Linked DNA regions of Homo sapiens: region 2 is linked to region 1. Evidence: chromatin loops called from intact Hi-C (ENCODE). Cell type or tissue: PC-9. All regions are shown on one strand. Each heading gives the region's core, and the rest is flanking DNA. Links, peaks and the distances in the headings are about the cores only. Region 1 has its middle 15 kb from the start of RAB9B. Region 2 overlaps LL0XNC01-250H12.3 (a long non-coding RNA gene).

The links. Hi-C counts contacts between places; a loop is a spot of excess contacts. Peaks named below come from ENCODE experiments on the same cell type or tissue, not always from the same donor. Only the 100,000 strongest peaks of a DNase experiment are listed, where the experiment ranks them.
Region 2: it touches region 1 in a loop (15-fold over the local background); 6 of 110 quality-filtered maps call a loop at or near these places.

What each region holds. Positions count from the first base shown.
Region 1 is chrX:103,814,479-103,819,879 of GRCh38, forward strand. It overlaps a transcript of RAB9B not described here. Among named protein-coding and RNA genes, the nearest start is that of RAB9B, 15 kb to the right of the region's middle. In PC-9, for the core only: CTCF peaks have their summits at 3,215 (motif pointing left) and 3,417; a DNase peak (open chromatin) is centred at 3,223.
Region 2 is chrX:103,487,517-103,492,917 of GRCh38, forward strand. All of the region lies in intron 5 of LL0XNC01-250H12.3 (a long non-coding RNA gene), which reads left to right. Among named protein-coding and RNA genes, the nearest start is that of RAB40A, 29 kb to the right of the region's middle. In PC-9, for the core only: CTCF peaks have their summits at 1,004 (motif pointing right) and 2,453 (motif pointing left); no DNase peak of the experiment used is centred there.

The DNA.
Region 1 (5,401 bases), core at 116-5,115:
AAAGCAGGAGAGATCTAAAATCGACACCCTAACATCACAATTTAAAGAACTAGAAAAGGAAGAGCAAACAAATTCAAAAGCTAGCAGAAGACAAGAAGTAACTAAGATCAGATCAGAACTGAAGGAGATAGAGACACAAAAAACCCTTAAAAAAATCAATGAATCCAGGAGGTGTTTTTTTGAAAAGACCAACAAAATAGGTAGACTGCTAGCAAGATTAATAAAGAAGAAAAGAGAGAAGAATCAAATACACGCAATAAAAAATGATAAATGGGATATCACCCCTGATCCCACAGAAATACAAACTACCATCAGAGAATACTATAACACCTCTATGCAAATTAACTAGAAAATCTAGAAGAAATGGATAAATTCCTGGACACATACACCCTCCCAAGACAAACCACAAAGAAGTTGAATCTCTGAATAGACCAATAACAGGTTCTGAAATTGAGACAATAATTAATAGCCTACCAACCAAAAAAAAGTCCAGGACTAGATGGATTCACAGCCGAATTCTACCAGAGGTACAAAGGGGAGATGGCACCATTCCTTCTGAAACTATTACAAACAATAGAAAAAGAGGGAATCCTCCCTAACTCATTTTATGAGACCAGCATCATCCTGATACCAAAGCCTGGCAGAGACAGACACAACAAAAAAAGAGAATTTTAGGCCAGTATCCCTGATGAACATCGATGTGAAAATCCTCAACAAAATACTGGCAAACCGAGTCCAGCAGCACATCAAAAACCTTATCCTCTGCAATCAAGTTGGCTTCATCCCTGGGATGCAAGGCTGGTTCAACATACACATATCAATAAAGGTAATCCATCACATAAACAGAACCAATGATAAAAACCACATGATTATATCCATAGATGCAGAAAAGTCCTTTGACAAAATTCAACAGCATTTCATGCTAAAAACTCTCAATATCGATGGAACGTATCCCAAAATAATAAGAGCTATTTATGACAAACCCACAGCCAATATCATACTGAATGGGCAAAAACAGGAAGCATTCCCTTGGAAAACTGGCACAAGACAAGGATGCCCTCTCTCACCACTCCTATTCAACATAGTATTAGAAGTTCTGGCCAGGGCAATCAGGCAAGAAAAAGCAATACAGGGTATTCAAATAGGAAGAGAGGAAGTCAAATTGTCTCTGTTTGCAGATGCCATGATTGTATATTTAGAAAACACCATTGTCTCAGCCCAAAATCTTCTCAAGCTGATGAGCAACTTCAGCAAAGTCTAAGGATACAAAATCAATGTGCAAAAATCACAAGCATTCCTATACACCAATAACAGACAAACAGAGAGCCAAACTATGAGTGAACTCCCATTCACCATTGCTACAAAGAGAATAAAGTGCCTAGGAATACAACTTACACAGGATGTGAAGGACCCCTTCAAGAACTACAAACCACTGCTCAAGGAAATAAGAGAGGACACAAACAAATGGAAAAACATTCCACGCACATGGATATGAAGAATCAATATCATGAAAATGGTCTTACCGCCCAAAGTAATTTATAGATTCGATGCTATCCCCATCAAGCTATCAATGACTTTCTTCACAGAGTTGGAAAAAACTACTTTATACTTCATATGGAACCAAAAAAGAGCTCGCATAGCCAAGACAATCCTGGGCAAGACGAACAAAGCTGCAGGCATCAAGCTACCTGACTTCAAACTTTACTACAAGACTACAGTAACCAAAACAGCATGGTACCGGTACCAAAACAGATATATAGACCAATGGAACAGAACAGAGGTCTCAGAAATAACACCACACATCTACCACCATCTGATCTTTGGCAAACCTGACAAAAATAAGAAATGGGGAAAGGATTCCCTATTTAATAAATGGTGCTGGGAAAACTGGCTAGCCATATGTGGAAAGCTGAAACTAGACCCCTTCCTTACACCTTATACAAAAATTAATTCAAGATGGATTAAAGTCTTAAACGTAAGACCTAGGACCATAAACATCCTAGAAAAAAACCTGAGCAATACCATTCAGGACATAGGCATGGGCAAAGACTTCAAGTCTAAAACACCAAAAGCAATGGCAACAAAAGCCAAAATTGACAAATGGGATCTAATTAAACTAAAGAGCTTCTGCACAGAAAAATAAACTATTATCAGAGTGAACAGGCAACCTACAGAATGGGAGAAAATTTTTGCAATCTATCCATCTGACAAAGGGCTAATATCCAGAATCTATACAGAATTTAAACAAATTTACAAGAAAAAATCAAACAACCCCATCAAAAAGTGGGTGAAGGATATGAACAGACACTTCTCAAAAGAAGACATTTATTCAGCCAACATACATATAAAAATGCTCATCATCACTGGTCATTAGAGAAATGCAAATCAAAACCACAATGAGATACCTTCTCAAGCCAGTTAGAATGGCAATCATTACAAAGTTAGGAAACAACAGATGCTGGAAAGGTTGTGGAAAAATAGAAACGCTTTTACACTGTTGGTGGGAGTATAAATTAGTTCAACCATTGTGGAAGATGGTGTGGCAATTCCTCAAGGATCTAGAACTAGAAATACCTTTTGACCCAGCAATTCTATTACAGGACATGTACCCAAAGGATTATAAATCATTCTGTTATAAAGACACATGTACACGTATGATTATTGTGGCACTATTCACAGTAGAAAAGACTTGGAACCAACCCAAATGTCCATCAATGATAGACTGGATTAAGAAGATGTGGCACATATACACCATGGAATACTATGCAGCCATGAAAAAGGATGAGTTTGTGTCCTCTTGTGGGACATGGATGAAGCTGGAAACTATCATTCTCAGCAAACTATCACAAGATCAGAAAACCAAACGCCGCATGTTCTTACTCATAAGTGGGAGTCGAACAATAAGAACACGTGGACACAGGGAGGGGAACATCACACACTGTGGCCTGTCAAGGGTTGGGGGCTAGGGGAGGGATAACATTAGGAGAACTACCTAATGTAGGTGATGGGATGAAGGGTGCAGCAAACCACCATGGCACGTGTATACCTATGTTACAAATGTGCACGTTCTGCACATGTAACCCAGAAATTAAAGTATACATATAATATATATATATACTCTCTCTATATATACTATATATATGCACACATATATATAAGTTTAGTCTATGGCGGAACACTAACCGGTCTTTATTGCCCCCTTGTGGTTGAAAGTGGAACTGTTTCTATCTCTGCATTTATATTTAACACAAGGCTTCAGAATAATCTGATTATTACAGCAGTAGACTCAATTCAAACCAGTCATTTGACATCATGCAATTAAAGCATCTGGATGAATGAATATTTTTTATTTCTAGCAATTCTTTTATCATGGTGACCAAAGCTTAGATTCATAACCTTTCTAAACAAAAGTAGTCTCGAGTATAATCAGAAACAAAGGACAAATCAAATAAGCACCTCTCTTTCCCCAACCCACCAGTTTTCTAATTTATCAGAACATAACCTTTTCTATAATATGGCAGTATATTTTTAAAATACCATAAACAAAATTAAAAGGCAAGATCTATGGGAGGGGATTGCAGAAAACTAGCAATGTGGATAAGATCAAAGGTTAATACCCACAATATAAAAAAAGATTTCCTTGGAATCAATAAGAAACAAAAATGAATGTTCCCCAACCCCCATAAGGGTCCATTCACTCAAGGAAAAATAAAAATGGCCAATGAATGTATAAACAATTACTCTCAAAAAATTAAATAAATGTAAATGACAGCATGAGATCATTTTTTCACCCATCAGACTGCACATATGGGGTTAAAAAGGAAGATAATAGTCCATACGTTTGGGTGTTGGAAAGATAGTCTTCCTCTTATTCTACTGGTGTTGATGTCATTTGGGATAAGTTTCTAGAGGCCAATTTGCCAGTATATATTAAAATTAATAAAAAATTCATAATCTTTGACCTAGAAATTTTACTAGTAGGAAATAAACAGAGGTGAGAGTTAAGATTGATATTAAGGAACTTCACTGATGCTTTATTTTATGAAAAGAAGGCAGCTGTAAAACAACCTAAATGTCTAGCAATAAGTGTTTTATTAAAAGTTTAGCAATATGGGTAATTGTGGTAAACCCTTCAATACAATATTATGCAAACAGCAAATATAATCTTAGAAGAATATATGTCTTAGAGAAAAGTTAAGTACTATAGATATATATTAAGTAAAAAAGATTACAGTGTGTGCAGTATCAAATCAATTTTAAAAATACATAAATATATTAAAATCTACACTAAAATGTTAAAATCTGCTTATCTCAGGTTAATAGGATTACATTACAGATGACTTTAATTTTTTAAATCTTGCTTTTCTATTTCTTTCATTACTTCATTTTTCTACGGTGGATGTGTATGGCTTTTGTAATCAGAAAAAAAGAACATTTTAAAGCATTTATCGGTCACTCTAAGTTTTCTAGCAGGGAACAAATGGAAAAAGAGAGAACTCAGAGGCTACTGGCACTTGTTCATCTATTAACAGACTCTATGTTGAGCAATATATTACAGGACACACCCTTGGATATGTCGTTTCTAAGGCAGCCAGGAACAACGTAAGAGAAAAGAGATGATATGAGCCTGTTTCTTGCTTCCTCATGAATGCACCACAGGAAAGTGTGATTTGTATTTTTACTCTAATCAATATAGCTAATGTTGAATTAAGAGCTATTTCTTTCATTAAGGCAGCATTTCCCAATTCTTTTTATCAATCAGTTAACTAGATGTGGCACAGCTTGGCAGGTCTGATTAAAATTCAGGAGTGTTATAGTGAGACCATTATACATTTACCCATAGTTCATACAGCACGAAAGGAACTGACAGATTACTTAAAAATACACATGCTTGCACACACAAAACCCACTGTTTAAAAAGACATTTATATATAACTGAATCATCATTCTCTGTGTTTCCTTGGAGAAGGCAAAGAGATTTATGAAGACACAAAGATCACTGCAGCAGTTTCTATATGACTACAGGTGACGACGCCACATCTTGAGCTGTGAAGATGCTTATTTTCACTGGGAAAATATTAAGTAACTTCTTGCCCCCTTAAAAAAAAACCCTTTCACACATTATTACCACTACCATCACTAGCAGAATAAGAGATCCTTGCTCACCAGTTTTGGCAAGCATATCAGTAAGAAGGCATTTAATAATTTTTCCTTTATTCCATAAACATGCCTAGCTTTTGTCATTATCCCTTCCTTCTCTTAAAGAGAAAGTAGTAAAGAATGAGAGCTCTTTTGGTGATGGAAACTTGAGGAAATTAAAATGACCAGTTTGGAAAAAGAAAACATTAGTGAATATCCCAAATCATGCACATTAACGTTTTATCAAAAGGTGTATGCTATG
Region 2 (5,401 bases), core at 146-5,145, 330 kb before region 1:
TTTCTCTTGATGTCTCCAGGGCTCTGAATGTTCTAATCTCCCTGCAGGCTGATAGCGCCTGCTCCTCATGGTGTTATTCAACATTTTTTCTTTTTAAATTATGACCTGTATATTTTTGTCACATTATTGACATTTAAAACACTTTCTCAGTAAAAATAAGGCTAAACATTTTTTAACTTAAGGGAGAAAACATTTGCAAACTACATCTCAGATACTGGGTTAGTATCCATGATTTGTGAACCACATTCTGTAACAAAATGACTGGCAGCTGTTTTCAACAGACATTCTCATTAAAATGTACATGAACAATAAACATGTTAAAATATGTCAAAACTGGAAGTACTAATAAGATGCAAATATAAATCTTCAAGAGAATATTATGTGGAAGAAAAAAGTTGCAAAAAAAATTAGTACTGTGATTCACTTTTGGAACAGATTGTGTGTTTGCGTGCACCTCACCTACAGGGACACATCTGGAGAGTATGCACCATTCTGTTGACAACAGACCCTTTTGGGTCAGAGGGTAGGCTTCAGGCCAGTGAGATATGCAGATTCATTTCAATTTATAAATATACTTTTATACATTGTTTGAAATTTTGTATTTAGGGAAAAAAGCATTTCAATAAATACTTTTGAATAGATTGGCAACAGTAATTGTAATGTATTTCATTAATTCGAAAGTACATTCATTGTATTCAATTTTGTATTGAGACAAAGTAGATAAAAATGGAATTGATAATGTCTATGTGTGTGAGTGTGTGTGTGTGTGTGTGTGTGTATCTTCTCTTGCTCTATCACCCAAATAAACATACGTGCAGCTTTACCTTTAATTCAGACAGGGGATGGAACCAATATCAGTTTTAGATATCCCAGAAAATAGTGGATACAGAGAGACAGCTACCATGAGCTGAATAATTCCGGAAGACTCCAGCTGATACCTTCTGGGAGCCAAATTCCCAAACTCCATCCCTCTTTCCCTCTTACCGAGGCCCTTGGCTGACAGAGATGCAATCCTGTCTCTGGGCACCAGATGGCATCGATCTCTTTATTTTTTTTTTTTTAATAAAAAGGAGTATATTTTGTAGAGTAACGAAGGACTTAAAATGGTTTGTTTACCATGATCATAATTCTGTGTGCAAAATTCATATATTTTATTTATTTATATAAATATATTTATGAATTTATACAAACTATATGAATTTTATTTATTTATATACTATATATTATATATCATATATACAATATATTATATTGTATATATAATATATCATATATTGTGTATATATCATATATTGTGTATATAGTATATATTATATATAATATATTATATATTGTATATATAATATATTGTGTGTATGTAATGTGTATTATATATTATATTATATATATTATATATGTTATATATTGTATATATTATATATCATATGTAATATATTACATATATATCGTGTATATATTATATATTGCATATATAATATATGTTATATATAATATGTTATATATAATGTATGTATGTGATATATTACATATTGTATGTATGTGATATATATTGTATGTATGTGGTGTATTATATATTGTATGTAATATATTATATTGTATGTATGTGATATATTATATATTGTGTATATATGATATATATTATATATTGTATATATATATATAATATATATTTTAAAGCAGTTGCATTATGGTGCTCCAAGAATCTCATCGCATTCACTGATTTATCTTTTCCTTCCTCAGGGTAGGTTGAGGTGTCCACACTGTAGAGGGGTCCCTCCCTCCCAGAGAGCAGGCAGTTTGCCCTCCGTTACCCCACTCCTGTACAGGCTTCCCAGACCTTCTCCACCCACTTTCAGTCATCCCCTCTCTGGGACACTGTGGACACAGCCACCCAGACTCAGTTCCACCTCCCTCATCATTTCTTAGTCACCTTACGCCTGCCCCTGTGCTGTCCTATGCCAGCCGGTGGCTCCCAATGTGTGCTAGAGCTACCTGGTGTTTCATAGTATGGATGCCCCCAGAGTATATTTATTTAGTGTTCTTTTGCATCTGTCAGTTTTTTCAGACAGAAAATTTTGAAAATAGGTTCACAAGCTGTGTTTTAAGGGAGGTATGGTATTTCTTTTTTTTTTTTTTAATTTTTTTTTTATTAAAGTTTTAGGGTACATGTGCACAATGTGCAGGTTAGTTACATATGTATACATGTGCCATGCTGGTGCGCTGCACCCACTAACTCGTCATCTAGCATTAGGTATATCTCCCAATGCTATCCCTCCCCCCTCCCCCCACCCCACAACAGTCCCCAGAGTGTGATATTCCCCTTCCTGTGTCCATGTGATCTCACTGTTCAATTCCCACCTTTTTGCTCATTGTATATATTGCTTTGCAGTCTGATAATGGTGATATGTTAGTGCCCCCTCGTGACAGAAGCCTAAACTGCAGCTTGAACATCCGGGAGCAGGAAAGTGGGAGGAAGGGGTTGTGGCCCAAGCCCACCCCACAGAGCTTTCTATAAGTCTGGGTGGAACAGAAGTATATCCAGTGTTCAGGGATACTGATGGCCAAACAGAAAGTCCAGCCTCTTACTATGCTAAATAGAAAGCTATATTTGAGAGGAATAAAAAAAATCATTTTTATTTTTATGCTTTCAGACCTATGGATATATAGCAATAGACCTATACAAGCAAAAATAGATACAGAACTACTTCTGACTTTTGTGGGGTTTTTCTCGTCACCCAGGCTGGAGTGCAGTGGTGCAATCACAGCTCACTGCAACCTCTGCCTCCCAGGCTTGAGCGATCCTCCAGCCACAGCCTCCCAAGTAGCTGGGACTACAGGTGTGAGCCACCACCCCTAACGAATTTTTTTTTTTTTTTTTTGAGACGGAGTCTCACTGTCTCCCAGGCTGGAGTGCAGTGGCGCCATCTCGGTTCACTGCAAGCTCGGTCCCCCGGGTTCACGCCATTCTCCTGCCTCAGCCTCCGGAGTAGCTGGGACTACAGGCGCCTACCACCACGCCCGGCTAATTTTTTGTGTGTGTATTTTTAGTAGAGACAGGGTTTCACCGTGTTCGCCAGGATGGTCTCAATCTCCTGACCTCGTGATCTGCCCGCCTCGGCCTCCCAAAGTGCTGGAATTACAGGCGTGAGCCACCGCGCCCGGCCACCCCTGACTAATTTTTATATTTTTTGTAGAGACAGGATTTCACCATGTTACCCAAACTGGTCTCGAAATCCTGAGCTCAAGGGATCCGCTCACCTCCGTCTTCCAAAGTGCTGGGATTACAGATGTCAGCCACTGCACCCGGCCATACTACTTAGGACTTTTGTAACCTGTGTTTGCCTTTACTATGACCATCTTTCAAATTCAATTTCAATTTTTTGTATAGAGTTGGTGTTTCATCATATGATGCCCTAAACTTTATTTTCCCAGTACTCTAGTGGTGAAAATTTAATTCCTTTTAATATAGTTTCTATTACAGACAATAGTATACTTAACACCAGCTTTTATATATGCAGATATCTTTTAAAGCATTTCTTTATAAGCTCCTGAAGAGTCCTTTCAAAACCCTGGAAATTAGAACATTTTATATTAACATAATGGTTCAAAATACTACTACTAATTTACATTCCTAATGTAACCACAGAACCGTTCAATATGCTTTGACTTTGTAACAAAGTGATGAGTTGTTTTTTAGATGCAGTGGATCCCCAGGTTGCAAGTCATATAACCTGAGCATGCCCAGATGAACCAAGTATGCCTGATTGGTGAACCTGGAACTGGCCAGAACAGAAAATGTCAACCACATGTGGAATCTAAGTATTCAGATTGAGAAATGAGGACCAAAATGAGAAGTGAGTGGTTCCCTGTTTTTTTCCCAGTACAAACTTAAAAGCCAAGGACTTGGCACCACTTCTTTGCATGATCCAATCAGATCATGCCTGGTTGCATTTCCCTATGTCCCCCATAGTTACTCTCTGCCTTCAGACCCCAGCTCGAGGAAACAGATTTGAGTGTTGCTGGTCCTGTCTCCTTGCTGGTCGACCTTGCAATAAAGCTTTTTCTTTCCTCAAAAGCTAGTGCCATAGTATTGGCTTCTATGTGCATTGGTGACCAAGCCCATTGCTCAGTAACACTAACATCACAGTATGAAAGTGCCTGTTTCTACACACATTGAAATAATGGGCATGGTAGCTAATCTGATAGGCAAAAAATTCTCTCTCATCATTGTCTTCATTGTAACTCATTTTATTGCTTACCTACAATTTCATGCTGTGGATGTAACATAATTTTCAGAACTCCATGTTATTCAGAGTGTTCTGATACTCCCTAATGTCAACACTGTGTCGATGGCATCTTTTCAAAGTATGTGCTCCGCTGAAGGGCACAGTTCCGGGCACAGTTCCTGTGGCTGTTTGGACTGGTGAGCCAAATGTGTCCTCTTGGAACTCACCAAACTGTCATAGAAGAATACTAGTATTGTGATAAAAAGAGCCTGGTCCATGTATAAATGTGTGTGTGTGTGTGTGTGTGATTGTGTATGTGCTGGCGTGATTGTGTGTGTGATGACAACCACATTTTCCTCTGCTTCCTTCTTTTCCTTCATGGCTTTGCATCTCATTTGGTCTCCCTTCCTAAATTCAGGCTGAGAACAAAAGTTCTCTGAAAAGGAATTTAGAGGAAAGAGACTTTATTCCAGTGAATAGTTTGCAAATCGGGGAGATGTAGCCTTCAGTATAAAATGAAGGTGTGTTCCAGAGGACAAAGGGAAGGTTTGTCTTTTATGAAGAAAATTCTCACCCAGGTTCCCACTCAGGTCAACTTATGCAAATGAAGGATTCCAACTTGCTTAGTTCTGATTGGTTGACATAGGTGAAAGCTTATTGGTTGGTTCAAGCACCATAAAAAGGAACAGGCAGCTATGAAAGTCCCAAAGTTAAGCAGACTTTCAGGTTTTCTGGGAACTCGAAGTCATGTGTGACCTCTACTCAGCAAATGGCCACTTGGCTCTAATTTGAATTTAGGCCCAGTTAAACACCCAGGATTTATCTTGAAGGACTGGTTCTTTCAGGCTTCACAAGGCCCAGAAGTAAAGGAAGGGAATTATCAGAATAGCAGTTCTTTTTACCATATCCTTATCCACATCCTTCCTTACATTCTGAAGATAAACTTGTTCAAGGGAAATTGTTTGTGCAAACAGTGTGTCCATATGTAGGTTTTTGATAAATATTGCCACACTGACACTCATCAAGGTAGTGCTATTTAGACTCCCTAAGTGAAGTCATGCAAGAAAACACACAGGGGAGTGAAGAAAGTAATAGTAATGACATCCTGTTAGACAGTAAATGCCCTATACTTTGTTGTAGACCTACTCTCAAGCCATTGCCACAGTTGGAACATG